2 separate regions of the Homo sapiens genome follow, and region 1 is linked to region 2. A link is a loop called in an ENCODE intact Hi-C map of the cell type or tissue named here. Cell type or tissue: heart right ventricle. All regions are shown on one strand. Links, peaks and the distances in the headings refer to the core of each region. The heading gives the core; the rest is flanking DNA. Region 1 holds the start of LOC105370832 (a long non-coding RNA gene). Region 2 overlaps LOC105370832 (a long non-coding RNA gene).

The links. Peaks named below come from ENCODE experiments on the same cell type or tissue, not always from the same donor. Only the 100,000 strongest peaks of a DNase experiment are listed, where the experiment ranks them.
Region 1: a loop joins it to region 2, with 2.4 times the contacts of the local background. A loop is called at or near these places in 4 of 110 quality-filtered maps.

Annotation. Positions count from the first base shown.
Region 1 is chr15:56,597,730-56,613,649 of GRCh38, forward strand. It overlaps LOC105370832 (a long non-coding RNA gene), which reads right to left and starts at 7,867. Exons shown (of 4, transcript XR_007064652.1): 1 at 7,647-7,867. In heart right ventricle, for the core only: no CTCF peak of the experiment used is centred there; no DNase peak of the experiment used is centred there.
Region 2 is chr15:56,497,568-56,513,487 of GRCh38, forward strand. All of the region lies in intron 1 of LOC105370832 (a long non-coding RNA gene), which reads right to left. Among named protein-coding and RNA genes, the nearest start is that of MNS1, 40 kb to the left of the region's middle. In heart right ventricle, for the core only: no CTCF peak of the experiment used is centred there; no DNase peak of the experiment used is centred there.

The DNA of each region.
Region 1 (15,920 bases), core at 3,820-11,819, 100 kb after region 2:
AATTGCCAATATCCTAGCTCAAAGGGGGTTGGGAAGGTAAAGCATTTGACTTTTTCTGCTCATATAGTGAGAAGCTTAACCGATTCACAGGGCAAAAAAAAATTCCTCAACAAAGAAATGGTTCAGATGTTGAATAGGCTTTTCTCCAGATGGTAAATGTCTACCGTATATTTGACCTTTTTTTTTTTTTTTTTTGGAGGTTCCAGCTAATGAAATAAAAAAACTAAAATACTCAATATAAATATTGAAAAAGGGGGAAATTATCTCCATTTGCAGATGACATGCTTGGAAAACTCAGTGAAGAACTCCAAGAACTACTGACAAAATGTATCAAAATGGCTGAATACTGGATGAATATACAAATACCAATAGGTTTTATGACTCATTGGAAATGGATATTGGAAAAACTTCCATTACCATAGGATTAAAAAGTAGTAAATAACTAAGAAAACATTTAACAAAATTTTAGGACCATATGATAATTCTAAAGTCTTATCTAAGGACATAAAACAAATCTTGAACAAATAGACATACCATATCTATCAATGGGAACAGTTAACATAATTTAATGTTTTCATTGGATTAATATATGATTTTAGGCTCACTCATACATTTTAGTGATCAACTATTTTAACTAATTTTATTCAATTGGTTTTAGATTCCTTGTCATAATCAAGTTATATTTTTAGCCACTGTTTGTTTTATGTATCAGTGAAGTCTTAAAATATATGACATGTCTTCCCTAATAGGTAAGCAAAATTTTTCCAAATTTAGACTTTGGTTTCAACTGCCTGTGAAAGAACATTCATCTCGGACCCCAGCATTAGATGTTTTTGAGTTAACCTATCTAAGGCTTACTTTCTTCATCCCTAAATCATTACAATAGTTTTTCCAAACAAAATTGAGAGATAATACACACAAAATTCTTAGTATAGTTCTTGGTACATAATAAATAGGTTGTGAATATTATATGAGTCTTCTGTCTTCTAATATCTGACAAAATATTTTTTTGGAATCCTCCAAAACAAACAATAATTTGTTTATTGAATGACTAAATGAATTAAATATTAGGTACATAACATACTATGAAGTAAAGACAGTGGGATAAGTTCCAAAATTGCCCTGTGCGAAGAACATTTTTTTTAATTAATTTTTTTGGAGATGGAGTTTAGCTTTTGTTGCCCAGGCTGGAGTGCAATGGCAAAATCTCAGCTCACTGCAACCTTCAGCTCCCAGGTTCAAGTGATTCTCCTGCCTCAGCCTGCTGAGTAGCTGGGATTACAGGCATGCACCACCACACCCGGCTAATTTTTGTATTTTTAGTAAAGATGGGGCTTTACCATGTTGGCCAGGCCGTTCTCGAACTCCTGACCTCAGATGATCCACCCGCCTCAGCCTCCCAAAATGCTATGATTACAGGCCTGAGCCACAGCGCTGGCCAATTTTTAAAAACTCTTTTTAAAATGAAGGATTAGGTTACATGAGAAAAATTGTTATGACTAATACTCTAGTCATCAGATGATTATTTCAGCAATTATATATAAAAGCCATAGAAGAATTTGATTGAGGCACATTAACATCTGTCTGTTGGATTCTATTACTGAATTTGAAATACTAACTTAAAAAATGTATATTCATAGTTTTTATTGACCTAAACTGGCCACATTTAAACTGCTGATGGTTCCTATATTTATCAGATAAAGGATGGAAAAACATCTCACTGTGAAATGTGTCATCCTCCAGGAGTTTCATCAATTGTTTTGCCCACCAGCTACAATAAAGCTAACGCATTTACTAATGTAAAATAGCACACTGGTTTTGTTGAGGTTTATTTACTATTCTAATGATTATTTCAGTGGAGCCAGGGCTCTAAATGACAGCCACATGGATAATTGCATTGTAATGTGTTTTCTTTTCAATTTAATCAGGTTTAATTTTGTATCTAATAGAACTAGTGCCTTTAAAATGTTGTGGTTGGTATAATATGAATGAAAAATGCATAATTTATTTGTAAAATGTTTGAACATCTTAGTTCTAGTACCATCTACTGTGTTCTTTTCAAAGTACTGCTTAATAGCAATAAGAACAAGTCATTGCTCATTTTATAAATTGTTTCATATTTGAGAATTTGTATTCTAGATTTATTATAAATTCTACTAACTAGGAAAGGTAAGATTGTTAGCTCTCTTTTCTGTAAACCTTGAGCTTTGTGATTGCTATCCTTTTGAAATGGAACTTGATACCTACAAGGGCCACTTACTGAAACTTTTGCTGTCACAGATTTGTCAATTTAAATCTAAAGCACTGTGTAGTAGGCTGTTTTCATTGCTGTAAAGGAATACCTAAGAGGGGGTAATTTATAAAGAAAAGTTTATTTTGACTCATGATTCTGTAGGCTGTACAGGAAGTGTGGTGCTGGTGGCTGTTTCTGTTGAAGGCCTCACGAAGCTTACAATCATGCTGGAAGGTAAAGAGCGAGGTGTATCACATGACCAGAAAGAACAGGAAAGAGAAGAGGGAGGTCTTAGATTCTTTTAAACAGCCAGATTCCATGTGAACTAACAGAGTAAGAATGCACTCATTACCACGGGGGAGGACATCAAGCCCTTCATGAGGAATTCTCCCCCATGACCCAAACACCTCCTACTAGGACCCACCTTTAACATTGGGGATCACAATTCAACATGATATTTGGAGGGACAAACATCCAAACTATATCACACTGTCACTTGCCTCTTTATTCTCTTCATGGTATATTTTGATAACTGGATCTTATAATATAGTAAAATTTATCAATTTTCTTTTATATATAATTTCTTATATATAATCGATAATTTATCAATTATATATAAAATTGATAATTTATCAGTTATCAATTATGGTTAATACTTTTTGTATTCTGTTCAAGAAACTTTTCTATATTTCAAAGTCATAAAGACATTCTTTTTATATTATCTGTCAAAGTTTTATTATTTAGTTTTTCACACATAGATTTATAATCCACCCTGAATTGTTTTCATGATGATGTGAGGTAGGGTAAAGTTTATGTTTTTTCATCTGAATAGACTTTTCTTTCCTCTCTAAACTGCAGTACCACCTTTTACTAAATCCAGGTTCATCCATCTATGCATGTTTTTGCTCTGGGCTTCCTATTCTAATTCAATGGTCTGTTTAAGAATTCAGCAAGCCTTTTTTGTAAAGGCTTTTTTATGGGTCAAGAGGTGTGATAGTGGCTAGGTGTGGTGACTCACACCTATAATCCCACACTTTGGGAGGCCAAGATGGGAGGATCACTTGAAGCCAGGAGTTCAAGACCAGCCTGGGCAACAAAGTGAGACCCCCCCAATCTCTACAAAACATAGAAACAATTGCATGTGCCTGTAGTCCCAGCTACTCAGGAGGCTGAGGTGAGAAGGATCACTTAAGCCCAAGAGTTCAAGGCTGCAGCGAGCTATGACCGCACCACTGGACTGAAGTCTCAGTGACAGACAGAGACCTTGTCTCTTAATAAAAAGTTGTGATAGTAAATATTTTGGACTCTGTGGGCCAACAGGCAAAATTGAAGATACTGTACAGATTTTTATGTAACAAGAGGGAAAACAAATTTCCACAAATTTTTAATTGATGAAAATCAAAATATAATAAAAATTGAGTACAAATTTTTGTTATAGTTGTCTACTAGTGAGAAGAACTGAACTTTTTTTTTTAATGGCAGGGATAATATTTTTGCTAAATTGGGATTCATAGTTAGTGTTCCCTATCATAAAAATCATTTGCAACTGTTTATATGTTAATGCTAATTTGTGATGAGCTTTTATGTATTTCATCATTAAAAATATCTTTTTATACACAGTAACTACTATAAAATACTAATATTGAGCCACTCATGTGACTTTTATTGAACATACTCATCATTTGGAAGGCATTTACAGAATCTCATTTTAGCATGTCATTACATTGCAGGTTAATCACTTTCTAGTTAAACGGTTAGGTGGAAGCTCCTCAATTTCACCGTTAAATTAATTTCAAAATATGGAAATTCCCTTTGCACTTGCATCAAAGTCCCAAAAACTCTACTGGAAAGGCAGTTTGAGCTTGGAAAATATATCTACTGCAAATGGTATAGTATTGAAGATCTTGTTTCTTGTTTCAATTTTTGCTAGCATGGGAAGTATATAAAGCTACTTGTCATTTTTTATGATTTAAAAATTAATTGTCAAAATGACTTTAATTCAGTATAAGTTTCACATCCTAAGCATTGTTTTGCTTTGTAATTTTGGGTTGAATTTATTAAACAACTATCAAGTTTGCTGCAAAAGGTAATTTCTAAAGCCATTCAGTGTTTGATATACTGGTTGAGGTGGTTCTTATTGTTCAGAAAAATTGCAATCTCAGCCCTGAGCTCAAAAATCACAGTAAAACTTTACCACTGCTAAGCCATAAAACTACTGTTTGATGGGGAAAATCTAAGTATTCAACTTATACTTCAGACAAAAATTCTTGGAAGTAATGAAGTCCACAAGAGCAAATGAAGTTCATTGTTGTTCTACCGGTTCAATATCACATGATAGATTCAAATATTTTCCTCAAAATACCTACGGATGAGTAATACAATGAAAAACCAAGGCTTTAATCAACTTACACTTTCACAACCTTTATAAATTTGTCAACCAAAGCCTTTGCCTGCTCCAGATGTTTTTACCACCATCCATTATAACACATCTTAGTAGATTCCACTTCAGATTTTACTGAATTAATGTTTTCCCAACTTCTGTGAAAATAAATCTCACCTGTAGTTTCTCTATATAAAGAGTCTAATACTTATTTCACCTCAAATTTGGCATTGTCTTTAGGAATAAACAAATGATCAGCAGCAATATGATCTGTGGACTCATCCAGTCAAGGAAAACAACTTGAAATCATTTGCCCTTATTCTTTAGTTTGTTACTGATGTTTCTTCTCTTCAAGTAACTGTTCTCACCATAAGCCTAATAGTCATAAATAATTTTCTCTAGACACATTTTTTTCTCTCTTGCAATCAAACAATCTAATTAACCTACCAGTGGTAAATGGCTTTCTTCATGTGACTAACAAACGAGCCACTTGGAAACTCACTTTGGTTACAGTCTCCTTCACTGTTTCTTTGTAAATAAGTTATGTTATAATAAAATATTGTTTTAAATTTTTTAATTTTTCTGACCATTGTATTCCTGAGAGTTGGGAATATCATGATAAGTGTTTAGTCCAGCAAGCAGATGTATACTACATTCTTATAGCACAACTCTAATGTTATTCCATGATAAATACAACACTTTGCCATCTAATTTGACAGCAAAATAATCCACACTTCACTGCGTCTTTAAAACATGACATTTAGAGTCTACTATTCCCTTCCTTTGTTTTGACATGATTGGTAAGACTAGTAACAAAAAAAAATATTGTGGTATGGTGGTACACTTGGAATTCTATCCCGTTATACCTACATTACTGTGACTTATAGTGCACTCAGCAGCAGTGTGAATTAATAAGAGTGACACATATGATTTCTGTTGCAACTACTCAACTCTACCATTGTAGTGTAAAAGCAGCCATAGGCAATATGTGAGCAAATGAGCATAGTTGTATGCTAATACATTTGCATTCATCACTGAAATTTAAATTTTATGTAATTTTCAGGTGTCATAAGATATACTGTTTTTTCTGAACCATTAAAAAATGTAAAAACTCCTCTTAGCTTGCAGGCTGTACAAAAACAGGCAGCATATAGATTTGGTCCATGGGCCACAGTTTCCCAGCTCCTAAAAATGCTAATCGTCCAGAATAGTATTTATCAAAATTTGTTTTGAGGAGCTCTACTCTTGAGAAATCTTTCTCAAAAATAAAAAGTCAAATAACCTTATAGGAAGCCATATACTATACATCCCACTTGTAGATTCATGCTGAGAAATTCTGAAATACAGAAACTCACCTATTGTTGCCTAATCCAGATGTAATGATATTTATTTATTTTCCAGGTAATTCTTATTTACACAGAATTTCTGTTTGCATGCCTTAGAACCAAGGTGTGGTACATACTTCAAGAAGAGTTGATATGGTCCAGTAATACTTACTTGACACATTAGTGAAGTGAAGTAACAAAGTTCTGAGAATAAAAAAGTTTTTATTTTTCTAGAAAAGCACTGCCCATAAATTGGCTTTAATAATAATAACCAAAACCAAGTTTTAAACCCATGCTGCTTCATCTTCCTCATCCTGAAAACACTTTTGGCATTTAGGATAAGATAGTGTGTTTAACTACTACAGGAGTTTAATTGTTGGTTGAATCCAGCAATAAATTCATATCTTTTTATTTATTGATGTTGTAATCTGGAAGTAGGTTTAGAAGCCTTGTGTTTAGTCTGAAAATAATGTTTTAGTGGTAAAGGTTCCCACCATCTATCCTAGGAAAGGACTGATTGTTTTCTGCTAGTGGCATCAGGTAGCCTCGAGAATTAGGTTTTAAATTTATCCTAATGTATCAATAATAACTTGGCATCAGTAACCATGCTTCTGAAAGCCACAACATTCATCATCAAGCTGCTACTTTCAGCCTATCCTATTGCCTTTCTCAAGTTAAGTTATTCAATCGGCCCTTCATTGAATGCCTATTATGTGTTAGGATGTTCTAGGTCAATAGCTGTCCTAGTTTTAACCCTTAAAGGCTTAAAATTGGGAAGCCTGGATCCTAACCACAGCAATTCCTCTTTCTAGACTATAGCAAGAGCACTGGGTTTATTTTTATATAGCTTCACTCTTTCTTACACGCAAAAATTAAAACCAGGGTCTTGAAGAGATATTTGTACACTCAAGTTCACAGCAGCATCATTCACAATAGCTAAAATATGGAAACAACCCAAGTGTCCATCAACAGATGAATGGATATACAAAACGGAGTATTATTCAGCTTTGAAAAGGAAGTACATTCTGACATATACTACAACATGAATAAACCTTGAGGACATTATGCTAAGTGAAATAAGCCAGTCACAAAAAAGACAAATACTACATTATTCCACTTTTATGAGGTATTAGAATAGTCAAAATTAAACAGGTAGAAAATAGAATTGTGATTGCCAGGGGATAGGGAAAGTGGGCAATGTACAGTAATTACTTAACGGGTATAGAGTCTCACTTTTACTAGATGCAAGAATTCTGGAGATGAACTGTCACAAGAATAGACATATAGATAAATGGAATAGAACTGAGAATCCAGAAATAAACCTATAGGTATGGCAGATTTTTTTCATTTTTTGTTGCTATATATATGTAAGATAAAATTTACTCTTAACCATTTTCAGTGTACAATTCAGTGGTATTAAGTACATTCATATGTCTATTCTTGTGCCAGCACCACACTGTTTTGATTACTGTAGCTTTATAGTAAGTTTTGAAATCAAGAAGTGTTTGCCCTCCAACTTTGTTATTCTGTTTTGGCTATTTGGGGCCCCTTACAATTCTATAAAGGTTTGAATATTGGCTTTTCCATTCCTGAGAAAAGAAAGGCTATTGGAGTTTTGACAGGGATAGCATTGAATCTGTAGACTGCTTTGGGTATTGCCATCTTAACAATAGTAAGTCTTCTAATCCATGGACTCGGTATGTCTTACCATTTAATTCGTTCCTCTTTAACTTCTGCCAGCAATTTTTTGTAGTTTTCAGTGTCCAGGTCTTTCACCTCTTGGTTAAATTTATTCCCAGGTATTTTATTCTCAGATCTATTGTAAGTAGATTGTTTGTTGTATTAGTCTCTTTTCACGTTGCTATAAAGAACTACCTGAGAATAGGTAATTTACAAAGAAAAGAGGTTTAATTGACCACAGTTTCACAGGCTGTACAGAAGCTTGGCTAGGGAGGCCTCAGGAAACTTACAATGGTGGTGGAAGGTGAAGGGGAAGGACGAACATCCTACATGCCTGGAACAGGAAGAAGAGCACAAGCAGATGGAGGTGCTACACACTTTTAAACAATCAGATCTTGTGAGAACTCTATCATGAGACAGCACTGCGGGAATGATGCTAAACCATTAGAAACCATCCCCATGATCCAAACACCTCCCACCAGGCCCCACCTCCAACATTTGGCATTACAATTCAACATGAGATTTGGGTGGGCACACAGAGCCAAACCATATCAATTATTTTCTTGGTTTCCTTTTTGGGTTATTCATTGGTGGTATACAGAAACTCAAATGATTTTTGCACGTTGATCTTGTATCTTACAAATTACGGAATTTATTAGCTCTAGTAGCTTTCTTGTGGATTATTTGGGATTTTCTACATATAAGATCATATCATCTGTGAATAGTTTTACTTTTTCCTTTTTAATCTGGATGCCATTTTATCTTTCATCTATCTATCTATCTATCTATCTATCTATCTATCTATCTATCTATCCATCCATCCATCTATCTGTTTTGGCTAAAACTTCCAATACAATGTCAAATAGCTGTGGTGAAAGCAGGCATGTTTGTCTTGTTCCTGATCTTGGGGAAAAGGATTTTAGTCTTGCACCACTGAGTATGATTTCTGCTACGAGTTTTTCATAATTGCCCTTTCTCATGTTGAGGAAGTTCCCTCTCATTCCTAGTTTTCTTGGAGTGCAGTGGCACGTTCTTGGCTCACTGCAAGCTCTGCCTCCCGGGTTTACACCATTCTCCTGCCTCAGCCTGCAGAGTAGCTGGGACTACAGGTGCCTGCCACCACGCCTGGCTAATTTTTTGTATTTTTAGTAGAGAAGGGGTTTCACCGTGTTAGCCAGGATGGTCTCAATCTCCTGAACACGTGATCTGCCCGCCTCAGCCTCCCAAAGTGAGTTTTCTAAGTTTTTATCATGAAAAAGTGTTGGATTTTGTCAAGTATTTTTTCTGCATCAACTGAGATGATCATGTGGCGTTTTTACATTCCATTAATATGGTATATTACACTTATTTTCTCATGTCAAAACACCCTTGGATTCCTGGGATAAATCCTATTTGGTCATGGTATATAATCTTTTAATATGTTGTTGGATTTGGCTCGCTAATATTTTGTTGAGAATTTTTACATCTATATTACTTAGGGATATTGCTCTGTGACTTCCTTTTCTTGTGAGGTCTTTATCTGATTTTGGTATCAGGGTAACGCTGGCATCAAAAACAAGTTAGTAAGTGTTCTCTTCTACTTTTTGGAAAATTGAGGATTGGTGCTAATTCTTCTTTAAATGTTTGGTATAATTCACTGATGAAGCCATCTGACCCTGGACTTACCTTCATTGGGAAGTTTTTGGTTAATGTTTCACTCTCTTTACTTGTTATACCTCTATTCAGATTTTCTATTTCTTCTTGAGTCGGTTTTGGTAATTTGTTGCTAGAAATGTGTCCATGCCATCAAGGTTATCTTTTTTTGGGCATACAATTGTTTAGAGTATTCTCTTATAATCCTTTTTACTTCTGAAAGGTCAATAGTTGTGTCCCCACTTTCATTTCTGATTTAGGTATTTGTGTCTTCTTATAATACTTGATTAGTAAGTTATTTTTCTTAAACTAGCCAGAGCAACTATTTTTCTTAAGCTAGCCAGAGCAGCTTTTCTGCATCCTAAAAATAAGAAGCCAGAGTATCATAGAAGGCATTCTTGACTTGCTCTTGGTTTGGTGGAATTATAAAGTTTGCTTCTACCTGAAATTTCTCTACTTAGATTCAATTTCTATGGACAGTTTTAAACAACATGTTGGCCTGGCAGTGAGAGTGCTTACATGTCAAATTTGTTAGGTTTTGTTTATTTGTTTTATGCATAGTCTCCCTTACTATTGATGTTAATTATAAAATTATTTTAAGAGTTGCAGTTCCGGGTAAGGTGGAGTAAGCACACTCCACTTTGACTCTCCCACTGAATGCGGCTACAAAACCTGGACAGAATGCATATAACAATGTGGAAGGACTGTGAATACAAGATAATAGTATGAAGACTAAAGAACAACGAAATTTGAAGTGGAGTAGACCTAACTGGTAGTGAATAGACCCTTTTCACCCCCCTTTAGTATTTCTCAGTGTGGATTTAAGGCAATCTATAATGTGGAGATAGGTATTGGTATAGCTAGAGAAAGCTTCCAGAGAAGCCTTCTACTCAGGATCAAAGAAGAAGATAGAGATCTCCCGATAGCTACAGGAGCACCAAAATTCTGAGAGGGAGAGGGTTACTTTCCAGAGGTGCTATAGTCTCAAGAGAGTGAGGTGAACACCATTTCTTTTTAAATTCTAACTTCCCTCCACTTATCCCTGGATATGAGTGCAGACATGAAAAATGTAGGGCAGGATGGGGGGTAAATAAAGCCACAGTATTACAGATGGAAGATCAAAAAAGAGGCTTAAGGGACTGGAAGTTACTGGGGAAAATACCTAAAGGGAGGATCTTTGGAAAATTACCAGATAATGTTGTTTATGAATTTCTGGTATCACTTCTGAGGGATGCATGTGTGGTTCTGATCATAAACCAACATACCAAAGACTGAACTAAACTAAGAGATAAACCACATGCCAGGTTTCAGAATGGCCACTGAGCAGCATACATGTGTGACAAATTTGAATAAAACTGAAGGCTTTGAAAATGAAACTGACATTGAAACCACAACCCACAGAAGCTGGTTGGAATTTGCAGCCAGAACCCAATAAGGTCAATTGCCTACTAAAACAAATATATCAACATTCTCCATAGGATTTAAATAAACCCAGAGTCCCTTAACATTATATTTGAAATTTCCAGGATACATTCCAAAACTACTTAGTATATGAAGAACTAGGCGAATCTGAGCTCACATGAGAAAAAGATGATCAACACACACCAATGCTGATTTGACACAGGTGTTAGAATTATCTGACCAAAATGCTAAAGCAGCTATTATTAGTATAAAGGTGCTCCAGGAAGTAAGGACATACACTCTTAAAATGAATAAAAAGATATAAAGTCTCAGCAAAGAAACTGAAGACATAAAGAACCAAATGATAATTTGGGAACTGAAAAAAATATGTAATCACTAAATTTTTTTAAAAAAATCTCACTAGATAGTCTTAATAGCAGAATGGAGATGACAAAAAAATGAGTCAGTGAATTCGAAGATAGGTTAATAGAAATTACCTGATCCGAAAATAAAGAAAATATTTCTTAAAAAAGTAAAGAACCTAAGGAGCCTGTGGGACAGTACCAAAGGTCTAATGTTTGTGTTATCAGAGACTGACAAAGAGGAGAAAGGAATAATGTCTAATATCATTTCACATCCACTAGAATGGCTACTCCCAGAATTCCTGAAATTAACATGTGTTGGCAAGGATGTGGGAATTGGAACCTGTGGATTCATAATTAGGGAAAAGGAGTCAGGCTGGCTGGACACCAAGGCAAAGCAAAAAGAGAAAGCAGATAAGCTTCAAGTCTGCCTTTCTTCATGGTCCACTACACATTGCCCTCCTGGGTCCAACTATCATCAGACACCTGCAAGTTAGCTCACTGCAACCTTAGCATTATCAGTATTGCCTGTAGCACTCTTCAGCATAAGAAGCATTCTTGTTCTTATTTCCTTGTTTCCTTGCAGTCAGCTACTCTTCTGCTGATTCCACCTATAGCTCCCTGGCAACGTACTTTTATACTTTCTTTAACCAATCTGCCTTTCTTTACCTACAACTATCTTGGTAAATTCTTTTACCTCTGTGCCACCAGCCCAGACAGTCATCGCGCACCCAAGACGGAACCCTTGTAAATTGCTGGTGGGAAGTTAAAATGGTGCAGCCACTATGGGAAGTTTGGCAGCTCCTCAAAATGTTAAATATAGAATTACCATATGACTCAATAATTCCACTGCTCAATATATACCCCAAAGAATGGAAAACTGGGGCTCAAACAGATACTTGTACACAAATATTCCTGGCACCATTATTCCCAATAGCCAACAGGTGGAAACAACTAAAGTGTCCATCAAAAGATGGACAAACAGAATGCACAAAATTTGATATATATGTACGATGGAATATCACTCAACCACAAAAAAAGAATGAATTCTGATACATGCTACAACATGAAGTTGAAAAACTTATGCTAAGTGAAATAATTCAGACGTGAAGACAAACACATATTTTATAAGGTATCTAGAATACACAAAGTCATAAAGACAGAAAGGATTAATAGAATTGAAATTACTAGGTACTAGGGGCAGGGGGAATGGGGAGTTATCGCTCAATGGGTAGAGAGTTTCTGTTTGGGATGATGAAAAATTTCTCAAAATAGTGGTGATGGTTGCATAAAACATTGTTTATATACTAAATGCCACTGAATTATACACTAGAAATGTCAAAGTGGTAAATTTTATTTTCTGTATATTTTACCACAATAAAAAGGGGGAGGATAAATAACAGCAAAAAACTCCTCCCATATTTTGCAGAAGATATAAACTTACAGATTCAAGAAGTTCAGTGAATCTCAAACAGGAAAAATCCCAAACAAATCCACAACCAAACACTGTGAGAATTGATTATATGAATTGGAGTTATCATGCCCAATTAAATTAGAGTCAGGAGACCAGGGGAAGAAAAGAAAAGAAAAGCACTCAGGGCACAAGTGCCTGCCCAGGGACTGTCTCCTAAGCCAACTGCCAAAATGATCTGCTACAACCTTAAGACTATTTTTACCTAGTAGCTGCTAAGATGAACTGCCATGACTTTAAGCCTAGTTTTACCTACCCATCATTACTCACCAATCAGAGCTTATGAGCTCCCAAAAACTTTCCTAATGCCAATGAGTTTTCTTACAAAACAATACATAACATTTCTCTAATAAAACCCCCAACCTTTTCTCTGCTCTTTGAAGATACCAAAGACCACCCTGGTCTGTGTACATGCCCTGAATGGTAATTCCGTTTTTCCAAATAAAACATTTTCTTTAGAGTTTCATCTCTATCATTTTATTTGACTTTGATAACACCATAATCAAATTGCTGAAAACTAAAGACAAAGAAAAAATTTGAAGGTAGCCAAAGAAAAACAATGCCTTATCATAGAAAAGAACATTGATTCACATGACTACTGATTTATCACCAGAAACCAGAGAGACTCAGATGAAATGGCACATTTTTTAAAGTGCAGAAACAAACAAAGAAAAAAATCTGTCCACCTAAAATTCTATAGACTATTAAAATTATTTAAGAATTAAGATGAAATAGACATCATTAGAAAAAGGAAAACTAAGATCATTTGTTGTCATCAGATCTGCTCTAAAATAATTATAAAGAAATGTCTTCAGCCAAAAGGAAATAGTACCTGAAGGAAACTTGGTATATTATGCATAAAGGATGAGCAACGAAAATGGTGGCTACCTAAGTAACTATAACAGACTATTCTCCTCTTGAGTTCTTTAAAATATATTTGATGGCTGAAAGCAAAACTCGTAACATTATCTAATGGGCTTTTAATGAATATAAATGTAATATGTATGACAACTATAATGTAAAGCATGGAGGATAAAAGAACATACGTGGGTGAGGTTTCTACATTCCAGTTGAAGTAAAATATTGATTCCAAGTAAAAAGTGAATATGCAAATTGTGCAGCTACTCTGGAAAGCAGCTTGCTGGTTTCTTGTAAGTTAAACATACACTTACCATTTGACCCAGCAATCCTACTCCTGGGTATTTACAACAGAAATTAAGACATATGGTCACACAAAAATATGTACATGAATGTTTATACCAACTCTATTCATAATCAAACAGGAAACAACCATATGTCCTTTAATGGTGAATGAATAAACATATTATTTATAGAATGGATTACTACTCAGTAATAAAAAGGAATGAACTATTGATACATGCAACAACTTGTACAAATCTCATAGACCTTATGCTGAATCAAAGTCTCAAAGTGTTACATAATGTATCAGTCTGTCAGAGGTGTTCGAACCAGGGTGACTCCGTCTTGAGTGAGGGCTGGGAAACTGAGGCTGGGACTTGCTGGGCTGCATTCCTAGAAACTAATGTATTCCTAGCCTCTAGATGTTTACGGTTAAGGGAACAGATGGATAATGTTTACTAAACAGATCCAGACTTGGGAGTGTCCTGATATCCTGCTATCTTGAGAAGAGAAGCATTCCTAGTTTTGCTTTAATGGTAATATCGATTATTGTAAAATACAGTAATTAAGAAAATTAATCCTTTATCACAAACCCTTGTAGCAGAGCACATCTCCCAATGATTTTTTTTATCCTATATATATAGACAAGTATCGTACCTAGGGTGGACGTGTTCCTCCTCTTACTTTCGGGAATGCCCTACTCTGTCTATGGAGTAGCTGTACTTTAATCACTTTACTTTCTTAATAAACTTGCTTTTGCCTTGCACTGTGGATTCGCCCTGAATTCTTTCTTGAATGAGATCCAAGAACCCTCCCTTGGGGTCTGGATCGGGATGCCTTTCCTGTAACAATTTCATTTATGTGATATTCTCAAAAAGAAAAACTATCAGTGGTTGAAATATAGCAAAAACTGAAGACCTGAAAAAAGAAATGAATTCAGAGTAGAAGATTTTAACTCACCTTATCCAGTAATTGATAGAACAAGTAGTCAAACAAAATCAGTTAGGATATAAAAGTTCTGAATAACAAAATTAAGAAAATTGACCTACCAGATATATGTAGAATATTGTACCCAACAACTGCAGAATATATATTTGTTTCAAGTGCATATAAAACATTTACCAAAACTGGCCATATACTCAGCCCTAAAGACAATCTTAATATATGTCAAAGGCTAAAATTATGGAAAGCATATTCTCTGATTTACCACTACACACCCATTAGAATGGACAAAATTAAAGAGACTGACCATACCAAGTGTTAGTGACAATTTGGAAACAACTGCAACTCTCATACAATGCTGCTGAGAATATAACAAAAAGCCCCTTCGGAAAACAGTTTAGCAGTTTCCTAAAGAATTAAAAGCATACTTACCATGCCACCCAGTCATCCTATTCCTATTTACCAAAGGTAAATCGGAGCTTATGTCCATACACAGACTTGCATGCGATGTTCAAAGCAACTTATAATAGCTAAAAACCAGAAACAGTTTGTATTTGTTTTCTGTGCTGCATGACAAATTCCTACAAATTTAGTGGCTTAAAATAGGTATTTCATTTAAATTTATTTTTGAATAGATAATTGGGTAACAGTTCAAAATGTGGTGCACTGGCCGGGCGCCGTGGCTCACGCCTGTAATCCCAACATTTTGGGAGGCCGAGGTGGGCGGATCACCTGAGGTCAGGAGTTCGAGAGAGAGCAGCCTTGGCAACACAGTAAAACCCCATCTCTACTAAAAATACAAAAATTAGCTGGGCATGGTGGCAGGCTTCTGTTATCCTAGCTACTCGGGAGGCTGAGGCAGCAAAATCGTTTGAACCCGGGAGGCGGAGGTTGCAGTGAGCCAAGATCACACCGCTGTACTCCAGCCTGGACAACAGAGCAAGACTCCGTCTCAAAAAACAACAAACAAACAAACAAAAAATACATTGCCCTTTAGCTATATTGGGTAGCAGGAAGGAAACTGAGAAATGAAAAACGTCTATTAAGTCTTTCTTTATATATATGTATGCATCACTTAACTGGTTGTGATTGGTACATATCTAATCCTAGTCAAAAGCCCAGGCTTTTGAGAGTCAGACTACCTATTTGGTTACACGTAACTAATTTCTTATTCACTGTGTATCTCAACTTTCTTATTTATAAACTAAGATACTAACAGTTTCTACTTCATAAGGCTTTTGGGAAGATTACAGCAAATAATCAACGTAAAGTACTTTTAGCTTGGTGCCTGCCATATAGCAAACGGTTAGTAAATGTTAGCTATACAAAATATTCACCTTAAACTCATTTTTAG
Region 2 (15,920 bases), core at 2,534-10,533:
ATTCTGTGTATTGTTCATTTATTTTGCTTAAACTTACAATAACCGAGAGGTCACAGGGAAAGAAATGTATGTGTGATTAGGATTTCATTTGCAATTATTTTTAGAGCATTTGAGGCAATGGAGGAGTCTTAATTGGTATTATACTTTCTAATGCAAATTCTAAGTTAAAGCAGGAAAGAGATGTTTTAAATAATTCAGCAGCAACTGTACCAAATGAAGAATTAGTTAAATCTCTTTAAGGTCTCAAGTACATAGTAAACCATTAATGAAAACTACGTTGTTTAATCTACAGAAAGTGTTTTCCGTTTGCCATATGTTACCAGGACTATCACTAAAATAGTAATTTACTGTGAGGATGAGGCTTTAAAATGCTGTGCTGAGGCCCTGGGTTCTGGAACCACTGGCTAGGTCAGCACTTTGTGGTTTTAAGCAGCGATGTGCCTTGGGTAAGAACAAGAGAATGAGGTTCATTAATTCTTGAAATGCCTTAAACACAGACATTCTGTACTTTTTTGTTGTTGTTTTCTTTTTTGGAAGGGTGAAAACATCCTTAAATAGGTTTAGTACAGAGATTGGTTAGTTCTCCTCAAGAATAATAACATCTCCCTTTGAATTTCCATGACTGTTCATTGGAACAGGGCTTTGAAATTTGCTGAAGCCAGGGCTTTTATGTGGCCCCCATTCTGACCAACAGAACCAGTCTACAGATGACTAGGTGAAGTTAAGCGTGGAGTGTGGTAGAAAAGCACAGAAGAAATGGAGCTGCCATGGTGCGGATCAAACCCATGACCGAAGTCGTGTGGGCCACTGCTCTTGAGCACAGCCAGTCACTCTGAGTTTGTCACTGCTGCTGCCATTGTATTGCAGGTTTGCTGGCCCTGGTATTTTAAGATAGTTGGTCACATTCCTTAACTATGAAAATACATGTCCTGTTCAGGTAAGTTCATATGACTAGAGGGAGGTGCAGGGTTGTATTAAGTGGGGTGAATGGTAAAAGATTAATCTAGAATAATAGGAAAGAGGGTCACATTATGGAAAATGTTGGACACCCAGGACTTGGGTCTCATAGAAACAGGTCTGAGGCTGAGAACTTAAACACATTCTGACTTAGTCCCAGTAGTTTATTACACATTTGCCAAAGGAGTTGTAACTTAAAATTTTATTTCCAACCATAACCCACAAAAAGAATCGCATAGCCCCTAAAATATTCATGTTATTGCTGCTGCATGTTCATGCTAGAATTTGAGGTTTGCCTTCAGCTACACCTTAGCACAAAAGAAATCATACTAAAAATAATTGCCATAAAGGCATCAACTTGCTCATTTGCTCTCTTTCACTGTAAGACAATAAACAAATTAAATGATATCTCATTTGCCTTTATACATTTGCATATTTAAATGTTTGGAAACTTCCCTGCTAAGGAAATTGGGCCTCATCAGACAGACTAGTAGTGGGTGAATACCTAAAAATTTCAAATGTATTAATTCTTTCTGATTATTATTAGAAATTTTCATCGACTGTTAGACTATATCAATGGCATATTGTTGAATAAATGAAGCAGATTAACACAGCAGTATGCCATTGTGAAAAAAAAGTGATATACATGTTATATATTTATTTTCCAAATACACATAATGTGGTAATACACCCACACATAAAAACCAGTATGTCAGCTTTGGGAGACCGAGGTGGGAGGGTTACTTGAGGCCAGGAGTTTAAGATCAGCCTGGACAACATAGTGAGATCCTGTCTCTACAAAAAAATAAATAAATACAAAAATTGGCTGGGCATGGTGGTGCATGCCTGTAGTCCCAGCTTACTCAGGAAGCTGAGATGGGAGGATCAATTTAGCCCAGGAGTTGAATGCAGCAGTGAGCTATTATTACCACTGTACTCCAGCCTGGGCAACAGAGCAAGAGCTCGTTGCAAACAAAGCAAAAACCAGTAAGTCACCATCCCATGAGTACAACTCAAGTCATATTAACATTTAATAGCCAAACTAGAATGGCCCTGAGTCCCTCTTCTCTTTATCTGGTTTTTTAAAAAGTTCACGTCCCAAAATATTTCTGAGAGCCTCAGGAATGCTCACATGCATTAAAAAATATTAGTCGCAGGCTCAACCACCCATTAATGTGTAGCCTTCGTTTACATTTCTGGTAAATTTTATATTAGTTCACACAAAGCATGAACTATGAAAAAAAGGGGGTTCCAATTTAAATAGCCACTTCTGCCAACCAAAGCACAGAGCTTTCTCATTTTATCTAGGCAGTAGCAGTTTGGAGGTGATAACAAAGTATTCCCTCTCTTTGTGTTTCTCAATGTCCAAGATGTCCCAAAGTAAGGTAGTTTGATGTCCTAGTGTTCCAGTTCACAAAAGGTACACACATGCACACACACACACTTGCACATTCACATATACATATACACATTGCCTTTTTCCAGTCTATATACCACCCATAGAACCTAAATTGAAAGAACTTTCTTTAACTTTCTCATCCACTGTGAAGAAGCCTTCAGCCAAGCCTCACTTGCTTCTTCCTGCACTTCCACTCTTCTCACAACGACTGTAAATAAAACACATGCCTCTATAAAGGATAAGTTCTCAGCATACTTCAAATTGGATACAGAAGGTTAAAAACAACAACAAAAACGACTCCTCCCGACTTCATCCAGCCCTATGTCCAATCTCGATTCATTGACACTCACTCAACTCTGGATCAAGATATTTTAAGTCCGAATGGCCAACTTTTGTTCAGAAAAAAAAAAAATCAAGAGGACTTCTGGTTTCAAATGTAGCATCAAAACAAGCTGGTTTCACTCCATTTCCTTGTCCCCCGGAGAAACCCAAAATCAAATATACAGTGCCAAGATTATCACCAACAAAGTTCCAGAACTCAAATATGAGGATGAGACAGTTCCCAGGGCCACAAAGAAGTGAAAAAACTATGAGAAGATGTTAAGAGAATCAGGCTTCCATATGTACAGCACCTGTTATGCTGCTCCCTGCCCCCCAGCACCAAGTACACAAAAAAATTTCTCCCTGATTCATGGTTTTTTACACTGAAAAAAAAGTCAGAGTGAGGTGAACAATCAGCTTCTCCACCATCTTGGGTTCTCAGGCAGGAGATCTATCCTTGCCTCAACTCACAGGAAGCACTGACAGTACCTGAAGGGAGACTATCCCTCAGGACAGCCAGAGACAAAGGGGGAAGTGGGACTACCATTCCCAGCCCTGGAAACTTCTTTGTAACTCAACCAAAGGAGATGCCAAGTCACAGAGGTTGTTCAGCAGCATCGTGCTGTAGGAGCTCCATTCCACAGGTCCTCTGTGCAAAAGCCAGCCTTCCCACATTACTAGGATATCCCCTTTGGGACCTCCCTTATTTTAGATGGGTGGCATTCTGAATGTTTCCTAGAACCAAAGCAAACCTAGGCTTAAGGCTCAATCTAGTACTAGGTAAGCAGCAGCAACCTAGCAGGAATAAAAATTTAAAAACAAAATCAACAAGAAAATTACAAAGACTCTATAAGCAAACATATCCAATAAAAAAGAAAAAAACAAGCCAGACAGAGAAGATGGCAATAAATAATTCTTCAATGCAAAGACATAGATATACATGCACAAGAAACAATAGCAAAATGGGAATCACAACGTCCTCAGATAGGCAAAGCAAGGAATGAGTGACTGACCCTAACAAGATGGTAATATGTGAACTCTGACCAAGAATTCAGAATAGCCATCTTAAGAAAACTGAGAAAAAAATAAAACTTAACCAAATAACATATAAAGGGGCTTCAATTCATCTGCCAACAGACTTCTCAATAGAAACCATAGAGGCCAGTAAGAAGAGGGATGACATTTTTTAAATGCTGGAATAAAAAATCTGCTATGCAAGAATATTGTATCCAGCAAAGCTATCCTTCAAATATGAAAAAGTGCTAAAGTATTCCCCAAAAGAAAGCTGAGAAAATTCACCAACACTAGATCTGTCTAACAAGAAATGATAAAAGGAGTTCTTCAATCTGGAAGAAGAAAAAAACACTAATGTGCAAAAGAAAACTATTTGAAGGTATAAAACCCACTGGTAAAATTAAGTACATGGACTAACCCAGCAGACTCTAATACTGTAATTATGATGTACAATCCACTCCTAAGTCTAGTGTAAAGTCTAAAAGACAAATCTATCAAAAACAATAATGCCTACAGCAACCTGACAAGAGATAGACAAAATAAAAATATGTAAATTGATAGAAAATAAAGTCAAAATGGTTAGGGGAGAATAAAGTATAGAGGACTTTTTTCATTATTTCTTTTTTTATATTATTTTCTTCATGATCTAAGATAAGTTGGCATCTCTTTCAAATAACTTGTGATATCTATAAGATGTTTTTTGTAAGCCTCATGGAAATCACAAAGCAAGAACCTATTATCACTTTACTAAAAATAAAAAGCAACAAATTAAAACATACTACCATAGAAAATTACTTAACGATGAAGGAAAACAGTAAGGAAGAAAGAAAAAATAGGAGTTACAAAACAACCAGAAACAAACAACAAAATGGCAGTAGTAAGTCCTTGTTTATCAATAATAACATTGAACATAAATGGACTCAGTTCTCCAATTAAAAGCCAAACAATGGTTGAATGGATAAAGAAACAAGACCCACTATATGCTGCCCACAAAAAACTCACTTCATCTATAAAGAGACACATAGACTGAAAGTAAAGGGGTAGAAAAAGATGTTCCATGCAACTGAAAACTATAAAAGAGCAGGTGTAGCTATAATATCTATCAGATGAAATAAACTACAAATCAAAGACTATAAAGAGAGACAAATAAGGTCACTATAAAATGATAAAGGGGTCAATTTAGCAAGAGGATATAACAATTATAAATATCTAGGCACTCAACACCAGAGCTCCTAGGTACATAAAGCAAGCATTAATAGATCTAAAGGGAGAGATAGACTGCAATACAATAATAGTAGGGGACTTCAACACCCTACTCTCAGTAACGAACAGATCATCTGAGAGAAAATGAACAAAGAAACATCAGTTAGGCCTAACTGACATTTTTAGAACATTTCCCCCAACTTCTGCAGAATGCACAATATTATCATCAGCATATGGAATATTTGCTAGACTAGATTATATCTTAGGGCACAAATCTTAAATTCAAAAACAAAGAAATTATAACAAGTATCTTTTCTGAACACAATGGAATAAAACTAGAAATCAATAACAAGAGGAACCTTGGAAAATATACAAACACGTGGAAATTAAACAATATGCTGCTGAACAACCACTGGGTCAATGAAGCAATTAAGAAGGAAATTTAAAAATTTCTTGAAATGAATGGAAATGGACATATAATATACAAAAATCTAGATAAGATTAAGACTAAAAATACACAATATCAGTGAAACAAAAAGTTGGTTTTTTAAAGGTCAACAAACTCAATAAACCTTTACCTAGACTACCAAAGAAAAAAAGGGAGAAGACCCAAATCAATAAAATCAGAAGTGAAGGAGATATAACTGAGATCACAGAAATACAAATAATTGGAGATTATTATGAACAACTATACACCAACAAATTTGAAACCCTAGAGGAAAGAGATAAATCCTTAGACACATACAACCACCAAGATTAAATCATGAAGAAGTAGAAACCTTTAACAAACCAATAACAAGTAATAAGATCAAAGCCATAATAAAAAGTTCTCCATTAAAGAGAAGCCCAGAATCTAATGGCTTCACTGCTGAATTCTGTCAAACATGTAAAGAAGAATTAATACCGATCTACTCAAACTCCTTAAAAAGCATGGAAGAGGAGATAACACTTCCAAACTCATTCTACAAGGCCATCATCACCTTGATACCAAAACCAGACAAACTGAGCACAGTAGCACATGCCTGTGGTCTCAACTACTTAGGAGGCTAAGGTGAGAGGATCTCTTGAGCCCAGGAGTTTGAGTGTATCCTAGGCAACATAGTGAAACGTATCTCTTAAAAAAAAAATCAATGAACTGGACAAAGTCACAACAGAAAAAGAAAACTACAGGCCAATTACACTGATGAACACAGATGCAAAAATTTTCAATGAAATACTAGCAAACTGAATTCAAGAACACGTTAAAAGATCATTAGCCATGATCAAGTGAGACTTCATCACAGAGATGAAGGATGTTTCAACATATGCAAATCAATAAACATGATATATCACATTAACAGAACCAGGAAGAAAAACCACATGATCATTTCAATAGATGCTGAAAAGCATTCAATAAAATTCTATTGTGATAAAACCCACACCAAATTGAGTATAGAAGGAACATACCTCAACATAATAAAAGCCATACATGACAAACCAACAGCTAACATTGTACTGAATGGGGAAAAACTGAAAGCTTTTCCTCTAAGATATGCAACAAGACAAGGATGCCCACTGTCAGCACTTTTATTCAACATAATACTGGAAGCCTTGGAAAGAGCATTTTGTCTAAAGAAATAAAGGACATCCAAAGTTGAAAGGAAGAAGACAAATTAGCCTTGTTAGCAAATGACATAATCTTAAACTTAGAAAAACCTAAAGACTCTACTAAGAAAACTATTAGAACTGATAAATTCTGTAAGTTTGCAGGTTACAAAATCAACATACAAAAATCAATAGTACAATTGGAAAATGAAATAAAAAAAGCAATCCCATTTATAATAGCTACAAAGAACATAAAAAACCTAGAAAGCAATTTAACCAAAGAAGTGAAAGATTTATGCAAGGGAAACTACAAAAAACTTTGATGCAAGAAATTGAAGAGGATATACAAAATATGGAATGATATTTCATGCTCATGAGGTGGTAAAATTAATATTGTTAAAATGACAATTCTATCCAAAGCAATCTATAGATTCAATGCAATTGCTATTAAATACCAATGTCATTCTTCACAGCAGAAAAAACATTCCTAAAATTTGTATGGAATCACTAAAGTTACCAAATTAGCCAAAGCAATCCTGATCAAAAGAATAAACCTGAAGCATCACACTATCTGACCTCAAACTACACTACAAACCTATGGTAACCTAATCAGTGTGGTACTGGCACAAAGACAGATACATAGACCAATGTAATAAAAAAGAGAACCCAGATGTAAATCCATGCATTCACAGCCAACCCAGTTTTGACAAAGGCACCAAGAACATACAGTGGGGTAGGGACAGTCTTTCAGTAAGTGGTGCTGAGAAAACTAGATGACCATATGTAGAAGAATGAAACTAGACCCCCTACTTCTCATCATATATAAAAATCAAATAAAGGGGGAGTGACCAAGATGGCCGACTAGAAGCAGCTAGTGTGTGGCTCTCAGGGAGAGGAATGGAAAAGGTGAGTAAATACAGCACCTTCAACTGAAACATCCAGGTATTAAAAGTAATGGCAAAAACTGCAATTACTTTTGCACCAACCTAACACATGCATTGGGATTAATTAATGAAACAAATTGAACCGTGGAGAACAGAAAAGCAAGGCAGGATGACAGCCCACCTGGGAACGACATGCAGCCAAGGGAACCTCCCTCACCCAAGGAAACAGTGAGTGAATGTGCAATCCCAGGAGCCCATGCTTCTCCAACAGGTCTTTGCAACCCCCAGGTCAGGAAATACACTTGTGAACCCACTCTGCTAGGGCCCTCAGTCTGACACATAGAGGCATGTGGGGTCTTGAGAGAACAGCCTCTCAGGCACATGCAGAGACCTGGGAGCCTTAGCTACTCCAGCTTTCTGGGCTTCCCAGCAAAAGTAGCTGCAACTCCACAAAAGTGGGAGGTTAGACCCCCACACAAATCCCTAGGAAAGAGACTGAATCTAGGGCTGAGCAGCAATGGTCTCTGGGTCCCACTTCCATAGCCCCTCACAGGATAAGACCCGCTGGCTTGGAATTCCAGCCATCCACCAGTAGCAGCATTGTGCCTCCCTGGGATAGAACTCCAAGGGACCTGGGGGAGAGGTGGGCCACCATCCTTGCTGTTTGGCCAACTTAGCTGTTTCAGCCTTCAGGCTTTGGAGTGTCCAAGATGACTAGGGGCTGAAGCAGACCCCCAGCACAGCACAGCTGCTCTACAAAGATGTGGCCAGACTACTTTTTAAAGCAGGCCCCTCATCCCGTTCATCCTCACTGGGCATCTCCAGCCACATCCTACAGATGTGTTCGGGCCGGCCACAGATCCATACCTCCCTGGGACAGAGCTCCCAGGGAGAGAGGCAGGCTTCCATTTTTGCTGTTTGTAGCCTTTACTAGTGATAACTCCAGGTACTGGAAAATCTGAGTCAACTAGGGACTGGAGCGGACCGCCAGCATACCGCAGCAGTCCTATGGAAAAGTGGTCAGTCTATTACATGGGTGCCCATTCCCATATCTCCTCACTGGGAAGGTCCTCCAGGCCTGGGCCTCCACCCACCCCCCGCAGAGCTCTCAAGCCAGTAGCAACTCGTCAACTCCCTGGACAGAGCCTCCAGGGGCAACTGAAAGTCTCTCTGCCACTGTCTCTGCAATAGAACTGTCCTGGTCACCTTTGGACTAATGAAGGAGCAAAGACCCCAAATGCCCTATCCACACCTCCAATGAACTGCAGTCAACCCAGGGAGAGGAGGCCAGTCTGTCTTTCACAGGTCCCACATACCCTCCACTGCTCATCACCACACAGGGAACCTGTGGCTTAGGCCCACAGCACAGATCCTCCATCCTGGGCTGATAGCACTGAGTGATTGCTGACTCACATCTCTCTGGAGTGGAGCCCCCAGAAGACAAGCAAAGTGGTGGGGCAGCAATCCAGCTAATGTGGAGCTCAGAGGCTTTGGTGAAGGAACGTCTGTAGCAGAGCATGGCCAGGGAAGGCCATCCCTCTAGGCTCAAGTTGATCCAGAAGAGACTTTAGCCTTAGGGGAACTGTCAGACCTGATCTCTGCAGGGCAGTTGTATTAGTCCATTTTCATGCTGCTGATAAAGACATACCCAAGACGAGGTAATTTATAAAGAAAAAGAGGTTCAATGGACTAGGGAGGCCTCACAATCATGGCGGAAGGCAAAAGGTACATCTTACATGGTGGCAGGCAAGAAAGAATGAGAACCAAGCAAAAGGGAAAACCCCTTATAAAACCATCAGACCTCATGAGACTTATTCACTACCATGAGAACAGTATGAGGGAAAACGACTCCATGATTCAATTGTCTCCCACAGCATCCCTCCCACAACACATGGGAATTATGGGAACTACAATTCAAGATGAGATTTGGGTGGGGAAACAGCCAAGCCATATCAGCGGTCTTGCACATCAGATAGGGCTGGTCCAACATGAGCACTCCTTGGGTTGCTGGACTCTCCTGGGCCCCCAGCCTGGTTACACTTACAGGGCAGTCCTGAGTGCCCTGGGGCCCCACATCATGGCTTCTGTGCAGGTGGACCATGCCTGACTGATTGGAGAGCTCCAGTGAGGCAGCCACTATGGCTGTACACCAGCCCACACATTCCCTTCTCATACTGCAGCTTCCTCTGGGCCCACAGAAACTCCCCACATCACATTGTTGGCACATGTCTACAAGGGCAGGTTTTGCTTTACTTGCTCCACCAGCACACAGGGGTGCAGTATGCCCTGCCAACCCCGCTGACCACCATTGCAGACGGATCCTTGGTGGGCACAAAGCCAGCAATCCCCTCCCCTGCCAGTGCCTTGCCCTTGCCCTAATAACTATGCAGAGAACAGGGGATCCTCCCACACCTTGAGAAATCACTCCTGCTAGCAGAGCACAGAGAAGGCACCCAGACCTGTGCTGGCTTACACCCCACCCCAATCCAACACCATCTCCAGTACAACAGTGCACACAATATCTAGCAGGGGCCCCCTGCTGTCCACCAGCTACCTTGCCTCTGCCACTGTGGTCAACATCCACAGGCAGGCAGGTACCTTTACATCTGCTAGCACTCTGCTGCAGCTGCCACACCTTGGTCCCCCAAGTACAGTAAACTCCAAATTTTGAGGAGCCAGAGAACAAAGTCAGGGCCCAATACAAGATTCCAGAGACAGAGCAGGTGGTCCAAGAGTTGGGAGCTGAGCATTGGCTGCCTAGAATCTCCCAGAAATGAAGCCAGTTGGCTGAATCCATCTTATACCACAACCAAACCCTGAAAATCATCAAATAGGATAAAAGAAAAGAAAAACCCATCTAAAGGTCAGCAACCTCAAAGACTGAAGGTAGCTAAACCCACAAAGATGAGAAAGCATCAGCATAAGAATGCTGAAAACTCAAAATGCTAGAGTGCCTTTCCTCCAAATGACCACATCACCTCCCCAACAAGGGTTCAGAACCAAGCTGAGGCTGAGATGGCTGAAATGACAGAAGTAGAATTCAGAATATGGATAGGAATGAAGTTCACTGAACTACAGGAGTACATTGTAACCCAATGCAAGGAAGTTAAAAAAATCATAAAACATTGCAGGAGCTGACAGACAAAATAGCCAGTATAAAGGATGTAACTGACCTGACAGAGCTGAAAAACACCCTATAAGAATTTCATAATGCAAACACAAATATTCATAGCAGAATAGATCAAGCAGAGGAAAGAATCTCAGAGCATGAAGACTGCCTTTCTGAAATAAGGCAGGCAGACAAGAATAGACAAAAAAGAATGAAAAGTAATGAAGAAAACCTTGGAGAAATACGGGATTATGTAAAGAGACTGAATCTATGATTGCTTGGTGTACCTGAAAGAGATAGGGAGAATGGAACCAACTTGGAAAATATATTTCAAGATATCATCCATGAGAACTTCTCCAACCTAACTAGAGAGGCCAATATTCAAATTCAGGAAATGCGGATAACTCCAGGAAGGTGCTTCACAAGAAGATCTTTTTCAAGACACATAATCATCAGATTCTTCAAGGCAAAATGAAAGAACAAATGTTAAAGGCAGCTAGAGAGAAAGGGCAGGTCACCAACGAAGGGAAGCCCATCAGACTAACAGCAGACCTCTCAGCTGAAATCCTACAAGCCAGAAGAGATTAGGGGCCAATATTCAACATTCTTAAGGAAAAGAAATTCCAACCCAGAATTTCACGTCTGGCCAAACCAAGCATCCTAAGTGAAGGAGAAATACGACTCTTCTCAGAAAAGCAAATGCTGAGGGAATTTGTTACCACCAGACATGCTTTACAAGAGCTTCCTCAGTGAGGAAGCACTAAATATGGAAAGGAAAGACTGTTACCAGCCACTACAAAAACACACTGAAGTACACAGACCAGTGACACTATAAAGCAACCACATAAACAAGTCTACAAAATAACGAACTAACATCATGATGAAAAGGTCAAATCCACACATCAATACTAACCTTAAATATAAATGGGCTAGATGTCCCAATTAAAAGACATAGAGTGGCAAGCTGGATAAAGAACCAAGACCCATTGGTATGCTGTCTTTAGGAGACCCATCTCACATGCAAAGACACAGATAGGCTAAAATATAAAGGGATGAAGAAAAATCTACCAAGTAAATGGAAAACCAAAAAACGCAGGGATTGCAAACCTAGTTTCTGACAAAACAGACTTTAAACCAACAAAGATTTAAAAAAAGACAAAGGAGGACATTACATAATGGTAATGAGTTCAATTCAACAAGAAGATCTAACTATCCTAAATATATATGCACCCAACACAGGAACACCTAGATTCATAAACCAAGTTCTTAGAAACCTTGAAGAGACTTAGAGTCTCAAATAATAATAGTGGGGGACTTTAACACCCCACTGACAATATTAGACAGAAAATTAACAAAGATATTGAGGACCTGAGCTGAGCACTCGATCAAATGGCCCTGATGTCTACAAAACTCTCCACACAAAATAACAGAATATACATTCTCCTCATTGCCACATAGCACATACTCTAAAGTTTTTTTGTTTTGTTTTTCAATTTTTTTTTATTATATTTTAAGTTTTAGGGTACATGTGCACGACATGCAGGATAGTTACATATGTATACATGTGCCATGTTGGTGTGCTGCACCCATTAACTCATCATTTAACATTAGGTATATCTCCTAATGCTATCCCTCCCCTCTACCCCCACCCCACAACAGGCCCTAGTGTGTGATGTTCCCCTTCCTGTGTCCACGTGTTGTCATTGTTCAATTCCCACCTATGAGTGAGAACATGCGGTGTTTGTTTTTTTTTGTCCCTGCGATAGTTTGCTGAGAATGATGGTTTCCAGCTTCATCCATGTCCCTACAAAGGACATGAACTCATCATTTTTTATGGCTGTATAGTATTCCATGGTGTATATGTGCCACATTTTCTTAATTCAGTCTATCATTGTTGGACATTTGGGTTGGTTCCAAGTCTTTGTTATTGTGAATAGTGCTGCAATAAACATACGTGTGCATGTGTCTTTATAGCAGCATGATTTATAATCCTTTGGGTATATACCCAGTAATGGGATGGCTGGGTCAAATGGTATTTCTAGTTCTAGATCCCTGAGAAATCACCATACTGTTTTCCACAATGGTTAAACTAGTTTACAGTCCCACCAACAGTGTAAAAGTGTTCCTATTTCTCCACATCCTCTCCAGCACCTGTTGTTTCCTGACTTTTTAATGATTGCCATTCTAACTGGTGTGAGATGGTATCTCATTGTGGTTTTGATTTGCATTTCTCTGATGGCCAGTGATGATGAGCATTTTTTCATGTGTCTTTTGGCTGCATAAATGTCTTCTTTTGAGAAGTGTCTGTTCATATCCTTTGCCCACTTGTTGATGGGGTTGTTTGTTTTTTTCTTGTAAATTTGTTTGAATTCATTGTAGATTCTGGATATTAGCCCTTTGTCAGATGAGTAGATTGCAAAAATTTTCTCCCATTCTGTAGGTTCCCTGTTCACTCTGATTGTAGTTTCTTTTGCTGTGCAGAAGCTCTTTAGTATAATTAGATCCCATTTGTCAATTTTGGCTTTTGCTGCCATTGCTTTTGGTGTTTTAGACATGAAGTCCTTGCCCATGCCTATGTCCTGAATGGTATTGCCTAGGTTTTCTTCCAGGGTTTTTATAGTTTTAGGTCTAACCTTTAAGTCTTTACTCCATCTTGAATTAGTTTTTGTATAAGGTGTAAGGAAGGGATCCAGTTTCAGCTTTCTCCATATGGCTAGCCAGTTTTCCCAGCACCATTTATTAAATAGGGAATCATTTCCCCATTTCTTGTTTTTGTCAGGTTTGTCAAAGATCAGATAGTTGTAGATATGCGGCATTATTTCTGAGGGCTTTGTTCTGTTCCATTGGTCTATATCTCTGTTTTGGTACCAGTACCATGCTGTTTTGATTACTGTAGCCTTGTAGTATAGTTTGAAGTCAGGTAGCGTGATGCCTCCAGCTTTGTTCTTTTGGCTTAGGATTGACTTGGCAATGGGGGCTCATTTTTGGTTCCACATGGACTTTAAAGTAGTTTTTCCCAATTCTGTGAAGAAAGTCATTGGTAGCTTGATGGGGATGGCATTGAATCTATAAATTACCTTGGGCAGTATGGCCATTTTCATGATATTGATTCTTCCTACCCATGAGCATGGAATGTTCTTCCATTTCTTTGTATCCTATTTTATTTCATTGAGCAGTTGTTTGTAGTTCTTGAAGAGGTCCTTCACATCCCTTGTAAGTTGGATTCCTAGGTATTTTATTCTCTTTGAAGCAATTGTGAATGGGAGTTCACTCATGATTTGGCTCTCTGTTTGTCTGTTATTGGTATATAGGAATGCTTGTGATTTTTGCACATTGACATTGTATCCGGAGACTGCTGAAGTTGCTTATCAGCTTAAGGAGATTTTGGGCTGAGACAATGGGTTTTCTAGATATACAATCATGTCATCTGCAAACAGGGACAATTTGACTTCCTCTTTTCCTAACTGAATACCCTTTATTTCCTTCTCCTGCCTGATTGCCCTGGCCAGAACTTCCAACACTATGTTGAATAGGAGTGGTGAGAGAGGGCATCCCTGTCTTGTGCCAGTTTCCAGAGGGAATGCTTCCAGTTTTTGCCCATTCAGTAGATGTTGGCTGTGGGTTTGTCATAGATAGCTCTTACTGTTTTGAGATATGTCCCATCAATACATAATTTACTGAGAGTTTTTAGCATGAAGCGTTGTTCAATTTTGTCAAAGGCCTTTTCTGCATCTATTGAGATAATCGTGTGGTTTTTATCATTGGTTCTGTTTATATGCTGGATTATGTTTATTGATTTGCATATGTTGAACCAGCTTTGCATCCCAGGGATGAAGCCCACTTGATCATGGAGGATAAGCTTTTTGATGTGCTGCTGGATTCGGTTTGCCAGTATTTTATTGCGGAGTTTTGCATCAATGTTCATCAGGGATATTGGTCTTAAATTCTCTTCTTTTGTTGTGTCTCTGCCAGGCTTTGGTAACAGGATGATGCTGGCCTCATAAAATGAGTTAGGGAGGATTCCCCCTTTTTCTATTGATTTGAATAGTTTCAGAAGGAATGGTATCAGCTCCTCCTTGGACCTCTGGTAGAATTCGGCTATGAATCCATCTGGTCCTGGACTTTTTTTGGTTGGTAAGCTATTAATTATTGCCTCAATTTCAGAGCCTGTTATTGGTCTATTCAGTGATTCAACTTCTTCCTAGTTTAGTCTTGGGAGGGTGTATGTGTCCAGGAATTTATCTGTTTCTTCTAGATTTTCTAGTTTATTTGCATAGAGGTGTTTATAGTATTCTCTGATGGTAGTTTGTATTTCTGTGGGATCGGTGGTGATACCCCCTTTATCATTTTTTGTTGCGTCTATTTGATTCTTCTCTCTTTTCTTATTATTAGTCTTCCTAGCGGTCTATCAATTTTGTTGATCTTTTCAAAAAACCAGCTGCTGGATTCATTGATTTTTTGAAGGGTTTTTGTGTCTCTATTTCCTTCAGTTCTGCTCTGATCTTAGTTATTTCTTGCCTTCTGCTAGCTTTTGAATGTGTTTGCTCTTGCTTCTCTAGTTCTTTTAATTGTGATGTTAGGGTGTCAATTTTAGATCTTTCCTGCTTTCTCTTGTGGGCATTTAGTGCTATAAATTTCCCTCTACCCACTGCTTTGAATGTGTCCCAGAGATTTTGGTATGCTGTGTCTTTGTTCTCCTTGGTTTCAAAGAACATCTTTATTTCTGCCTTCATTTCGTTATGTACCCAGTAGTCATTCAGGAGCAGGTTGTTCAGTTTCCATGTAGTTGCACAGTTTTGAGTGAGTTTCTTTATTCTGAGTTCTAATTTGATTGCACTGTGGTCTGAAAGACAGTTTGTTATAATTTCTGTTCTTTTACATTTGCTGAGGAGAGCTTTACTTCCAACTATGTGGTCAATTTTGGAATAGGTGTGGTGTGGTGCTGAAAAGAATGTATATTCTGTTGATTTGGGGTGGAGAGTTCTGTAGATGTCTATTAGGTCCGCTTGGTGCAGAGCTGAGTTCAATTCCTGGATATCCTTGTTGACTTTCTGTCTCGTTGATCTGCCTAATGTTGACAGTGGGGTGTAAAAGTCTCCCATTATTATTGTGTGGGAGTCTAAGTCTCTTTGTAGGTCTCTAAGGACTTGCTGTGTGAATCTGGGTGCTCCTGTATTGGGTGCATATATATTTAGGATAGTTAGCTCTTGTTGTTGAATTGATCCCTTTACCATTATGTAATGGCCTTCTTTGTCTCTTTTGATCTTTGTTGGTTTAAAGTCTGTTTTATCAGAGACTAGGATTGCAACCCCTGCCTTTTTTTGTTTTCCATTTGCTTGGTAGATCTTCCTCCATCCCTTGATTTTGAGCCTATGTGTGTCTCTGCACATGAGATGGGTTTCCTGAGTACAGCACATTGATGGATCTTGACTCTTTATCCAATTTGCCA